Linked DNA regions of Homo sapiens: region 1 is linked to region 2. A link is a contact called in ENCODE Hi-C data. All regions are on one chromosome and are shown on one strand. The core of a region is the stretch at or near the end of the contact, and the rest is flanking DNA. Distances in the headings are between cores, read along the strand shown.

Region 1 (2,979 bases), core at 473-2,972, 270 kb before region 2:
TCTAACTCCTGACCTCAGGTGATCCGCCTGCCTCAGCCTCCCAAAGTGCTGGGATTACAGGTGTGAGGGCCATTTTTTTTTTTAAGGTACAGATGGGGTCTTGCTATGTTGCTCAGGCTGGTCTCAAATTCTTGGGCTCAAGTGATCCTCCCTCCTGAGCCTCCCAAAGTGTTGGGATTATAGGCAGGAGCCACCGCACCCAGCCTCAGGTGACATTTTAATGGGGAGAGGATGGTGGTGCTGGAGTCATCCAAGGGACACGTCCTGATGCTGTTAGGAGCCAGCTAGAGTTTGGTCTTCCCTTAGTGCTGAGGTTAGGAGAGAGTTTTTCTGTGCCAAGAGCCCTGCAGTTCAGTGGGTGGGACCTGACAACTCCTCTTATAGGAAGACACCCTCTTGCTAGTCTTTTTTTTTTTTTTTTTCTTTTTTGAGACAAAGTCTTGTTCTTTCACCAGGCTGGAGTGCAATGGCATGATCTCGGCTCACTGCAACCTCCACCTCTTGGGTTCAAGCGATTCTTCTGCCTCAGCCTCCCGAGTAGCTGGGAGTACAGGCACCCGCCACCACATCTGGCTAAATTTTGTATTTTTAATAGAGAGGGGACTTCACCATGTTGGCCAGGATGGTCTCGATCTCCTGACCCTATGATCTGCCTGCCTCGGGTTTACAGGCATGAGCCACTGCGCCCGGCCCCTCTTGCTATTCTTCAGCAGCCTTGGAGTGAGAAACCTGAGGCCCCTGTCCTTCCCTGGAACAGAGAAACCTGCTGTCTCACATGCATATATGCACACACACACACACACACACAAACACACTGTACATGAACTTACACACAGACATCTAAGGCCGGGCGTGGTGGCTCACACCTGTAATCCTAGCACTTTGGGAGGCCGAGGTGGGTGGATTGCCTGAGGTCAGGGATTGGAGACCAGCCTGGCCAACATAGTGAAACCCCATCTCTACTAAAAATACAAAAATTAGCTGGGCATGGTGGCGGGTGCCTGTAATCCCAGCTACTCGGGAGGCTGAGGCAAGAGAATCGCTTGAACCCAGGGGTGGAGGTTGCACTGAGCCCAAATTGAAATTGAACCACTGCACTCCAGCCTGGGTGAAAAAGCAAAACTCCGTGTAGAAAACAAAACAAAACGAAACAAAAACCAGACATCTAAGCACGTTTGTACAAGCAGGTGCACGCAAACATGATGCACACACACAAATATACATATTTGTACACATACACACCTAGGCACAGCATACGAAAGCATTGCTAACTTAAGTCCAAATACAAGGTTGCCAGTCGGCTTCATGGGCATGCAGCCTATAACCTGTGCAGTCCCAGACGGCTCATTCTCAGAGGGCGCTGCACTTGATTTAATGCCCTACTGTTACAATATTGAGATTCTTAATAATTTTTGAACAAGGGGCCCCCACATCTTCATTTTGCACTGGGCCCTGCATGTACAGATGCACACACAGGTGTTCTCTATCTCATTCTGTCTTGCCCTCTCCCCTATCTTGACTTCACATTGGAAGTTCCCACACATCTCCATCCTCAACTCTGAAATCCAAGGGCTTAAAATGAAAAGGGAAAACTGCAGCTGGGAGCGGCTGCCCCTGCGGAAGGGGGGTTGAAGTAATGTCTGTCGCTGACCTGTAGGTGGCAGCACAAGCCGAGCCAAGCCTCAGCAGCGGACCGGAAGGAAGGAGGCGGGGCTGGGAGGAGATGGGTGTCACCGCGTCACTGGTGCAATCCTTCTACAAACGGCACGGAGATTTCCCAAAGCACAAGATTCTGCGAGGGATTGTCTCACTAACCCATTCTTCTACCAATTCAGTTTTAACAGTTTTCTTTCTTTCTTTCTTTCTTTCTTTTTTAATTTTCTGATTACAAATGCAACATTTTTTATTATAGAGAATAGCGTCTAAACGAAAGTAAAAATCATCCATAATTAGATACTTTTTGGTTCTTTTTATTTACTTATTTTAGAGTCAGGGTCTCACTCGGTCACCCAGGCCGAGTGCAATGGCGAGATCTTAGCTCAATGCTGCCTCGAACTCCTGGGCTCAAGCGATCCTTCCGGGGACTACAGGTGTGCGCCACCAGACCTGGCTAACTTTTTTTTTTCTATTTCATCCCGTGGCTAACAATGCCTGACTTCCTGGGAACGCAGCCCAGTAGCCCAGCCCCTGTTCAAAATGGAGTCACTCTGGTTTGAATGCCTGTAACAGTTCCAGCTCCCCCTTGGACCTCTTTTCCAGCACCTCTGTCAGCCTGGCTTACTTAGTGCTCCTCTGGCCAGCTCTGCTCCGCTGCGGGGGCCGCTCTTGGAGGAGGTGTGCGTGTCCCATAGGGGCACCTACACTGCACAGCGCCCCCGTGAGGGAGATGCACTGGCTCAGCAGCTCCCCATACTGCCTCGGGTCCTGCCCTCCTCTAGGGCACACCCCACAGCCTTGGCCTGCTGGGGTGTTCTCACCCAGTTGTCTGCCCCCTTGGATGGGCTCTGCGTGGCCACTCACGCCTCACTCCCTTCCTTGGGGTCCACGTGCATTTTGGAAGCTCCTTCATCCTGTGGCGTCATGGGGTGGAAGTGTGGCAGCCCCACTAGCCTCCATCCCCCGTGGTCTCCCTCCAACCCTCTCCTCCCTATCAGAAGGCAGAGAGCACAGCAAGGTCCGGCAGGCACGATGGGTTGTTCTCACTGGGGAACAAAATGTGAGTCTCCCCTTAGTGAAGACCGCCAGGCTCTACCATTGCTCCTCTGGGAGATATCCTCACCTGGCTTGGGGCAGAGGAGCTCACCCCAGCTCCTTCTTCACGGTAAGGGGGAAGGAAAAGCCACAGTTTTTCTTACCTGGCCAAGCACTCACCTCTCTGACACTTCTTCCCTCTCTCTCTAGCCCAGGTCTCCCTGGCCCAGAGGAGGGCCAGAGTGTGTTAGTGAGGATGTGGGGTTGCAGAACCCTGAGAGGGCATCT
Region 2 (3,068 bases), core at 377-2,876:
CTTTGGCTCATGTGACTACCCCCAACCTTCTCTCCACTCCCCCCAAAAGCTTAGCCTATCTCAGAGGAGGACTTGTTGCCTGCCCCTCACCTTTGCTTCAAGGACAGAAGAAAATCAGCCACCTGAGCCACTGGCTGAACTTGCTAGGTTCCCTGCTGTATGGGATCAGCAGATTAGCCCTCTCCATTCCTGTACCCATCCCCATCTTCACAGGACAAGAAACCAAAGTGGAGAAGTCTTCAGCCTGCAAATATAGCTCTTGCTGTACCCCAAAGGTACCTTAGCAGAGGTTGAGGAAATCTTGGTTCTGTTCTCCAGACACCAGGACCCTCTCCCAGATACCAGAAGCACAGCAATTGCCCCTCATGGGAGCCTTTCCCTTCTAAGAAAAGAACAGAGTGGGAGAAAGGAAGTTTTGTGCTGGGCGAAGAAACAGGTAGTTTTTCTATGTCAAAAAAAATACACTGGTCATACCTGCAGACCAACTCTGACCTGAGCGAAGGAAGTTAGGCAATGGACTTTACACCAAAGAAAGACTGTTTTTAATTCACTCATCTTTTATATACCTCTGATAATCACCAGACCACTGAGAAAGATGTCAAGCAAATAATCTCAAGAAAAAAAGTAGAGGGAGAGAGAAGAAAGTACTGAATAATTGAATTATGGGATTGAAACCTCTCAACTCCCCCTGCCTCAATAGACTCATCATACTCACATCCTCTCCAGGGTCCCCCCCGCAACACACACACACACAAAATATCAAAAACATGAACCCATCTCATGCCTCATGTGCTCTTACTCACTTAACCATAAAAGTGATCAGAGAAAAAAATGTAATCCGTAGCAGCAGGAATTAATGTGCTTCTTTCTACCAGAGGTCACGTTAAGGAAAAGTTGCACATAAGAGAAATGAAAGGTGACACTGTAATTAACCCACAAACAATGATTCTTCTGAGAAAGAGGGGAGGGTTTCGGTGTTCCAGTGTTCATGGAAGGAAGATTTTTTATCTCTTCCCAACCAGTTTATGAATGACATAGGATACTTAGAAGGATTCACATTTCACCCACTTCCCCTGAGAACATGTTTATCCTTGCAATGAAAATCATTGCCCAAGCCCCAGCTACGAGTCGCCCTTTTGCACCCTTTTCCACGAATAATCTTCCCAAAATGTCTGCTTGTAGAAGCAAGATTTGGAATTTCACGGAAAACTACAGAGAGACACAGAGCAATGCACACCCCCTGGTAAGCCAGAGAGAGACAAAGAGAAGAGAGAGGAAAACCGAAAGAAGATACATCTAACGGACCAACAAAATAAAACAAATCCCCAGCAAAGCAAAGTGAAAACAATGATTTAAAAAACACATAAAGACGTGTTTGTAATTACCCGTCCAGGTTACATGTTCGCCGCTTCCAGGCAGAGAAACGGCTGGTTGAAGTTTTGTGCCCGTCTGACTGTGATGGGAGGGTTGTATTTGAAGCTCTGGGCACGTAGAGATGGAATGAGAAGGAGGCTGAGCTGGAAGAAACACCAAGGGGGGAGGGAAGGGGGGAGAGAGAGAGAGAGAGAGAGAGAGAAAGAGAGAGAGAGAGAGAGAGAGAGAGAGAGAGAGAGAGAGCGCGAGCTATCTCTAGCTACGCCTTCCTCTAAGCTCCGGGAGCCCAGGAGAGCGCTCATTTTAGGATTTGGGAGAGGGGTAAAAAGAGGAAAGGCGGCCCCCGCTCTGCGCTGGCCTTGCTGCCCCGGGGAGGGAGGACTCTGGCCAGCGCCCCCCTCCTGGCGGGCGGCCCTGGGAGCCAGCCGGGGAGCGCGCGGAGCGGGCGGCGCAGGGAGCTGTCCGGTTCAGCACCACCCGTAATGCAGTAGGTGGGAGCGCCTCCGCGGGCGCCCAGCCGGTAGCGAGTGGGGGGCAGGCGCGCGGCCCACCCTGCAGCAAGACGCCGGCTCCCTCGTTTCCAGGAGCTTTGCAGATAGGGGGAGGGAAATCCGCCTCGATTCTCCAGGAGAAACCCCCTCTCTCCCCCACTTCGCCAACACTACCCCCGCCACCAACAACAATAACCGCCGCCGCTGCTCGTCCTGCTGCCGCCGCCGCCGCCGCGCCTGCCCGCCCTGCCGCCGCCGCCGCCGCCGCCGCCGCTGCCCGGGCAAAACCATGGAAAGCGAGACCCCCGCACCTGTGCAGCTGAGCTCAAGGGCTTACAGAATACTGGGAAGTCTGGTCTGAAACGAAAGCGCCGAGACCCCCCAAGGAAGAGAACTGGCGAAGCAAAGGATTTTCATGGCGCAGGCCGCAGAGCCGAGAACGAAGACCGAAGGTTGCATCTCGGCTCTCACAGTCTCTAACTGTCTAGGTCCCGACCATGAGAAATGGTGTTGAGAATTCGGCTGTTCCCTGGTTCACTGTGGAAGCCATCTCCAAATTAACTATCACATATGGAAACTGGAGACCAGAATTTTAGAAAAAGAGATTAAGGCATCTCACTTGGGGGGGTGGGGGGTGTCTTTTTATTTTTTTTTTCCTTTTCTTTTTAAAAAAAAAACACTGCAACTGGAACAGTTTCTGATCTCAAAAGGCAAGCCTCTTCCCGTGTGATCTTTATAATTTACACTCTTTTCCGTGAGCTTTCTTACCTCCCTTTTTTTATAACTCTCCATATTCTCTATTCATACATATATCCATTATATTAGTAGTGGAATAATTTTTATTTTTATTTATTTTTTTTGGCTTTAGTACTTGCACCCTCACACACACTCTCCCGAGAACCAGAAGTCGGTTGGGTGTTTATATAATGAAGAATTATGGGGCTGTTTGATCGAGGTGTTCAAATGCTTTTAACCACCGTTGGTGCTTTCGCTGCCTTCAGCCTGATGACCATAGCTGTGGGAACCGACTATTGGCTCTACTCCAGAGGGGTTTGCAAGACCAAAAGTGTCAGTGAGAATGAAACCAGCAAAAAGAACGAGGAAGTTATGACCCATTCCGGATTATGGAGAACCTGCTGCCTAGAAGGTACTTGACTTCCCATCTCCTCCCCCCTCTCCACCCCACCCCTCCCCTTTCACTCC

Evidence for each region. Hi-C counts contacts between places; a loop is a spot of excess contacts on that map. Pooled maps may share reads with other maps.
Region 1: a loop to region 2 is called in a pooled map, with 5 times the contacts of the local background. The contact joins the enhancer-like site here to the promoter of CACNG2 in region 2. A Hi-C loop is called at or near these places in 4 of 50 pooled maps.

Annotation. Positions count from the first base shown.
Region 1 is chr22:36,976,919-36,979,897 of GRCh38, reverse strand. No RefSeq gene overlaps it. Among named protein-coding and RNA genes, the nearest start is that of LL22NC01-81G9.3, 13 kb to the right of the region's middle. Within about 2 kb of position 1,722, at least 12 of the 41 ENCODE cell types and tissues checked have a DNase peak (open chromatin) inside an H3K27ac peak, as active enhancers do.
Region 2 is chr22:36,702,310-36,705,377 of GRCh38, reverse strand. It overlaps CACNG2 (calcium voltage-gated channel auxiliary subunit gamma 2), which reads left to right and starts at 1,626. Exons shown (of 4, transcript NM_006078.5): 1 at 1,626-3,012. The coding sequence starts at 2,802. CACNG2-DT (CACNG2 divergent transcript) reads right to left here and starts at 1,502. Exons shown (of 4, transcript NR_134623.1): 1 at 1,386-1,502.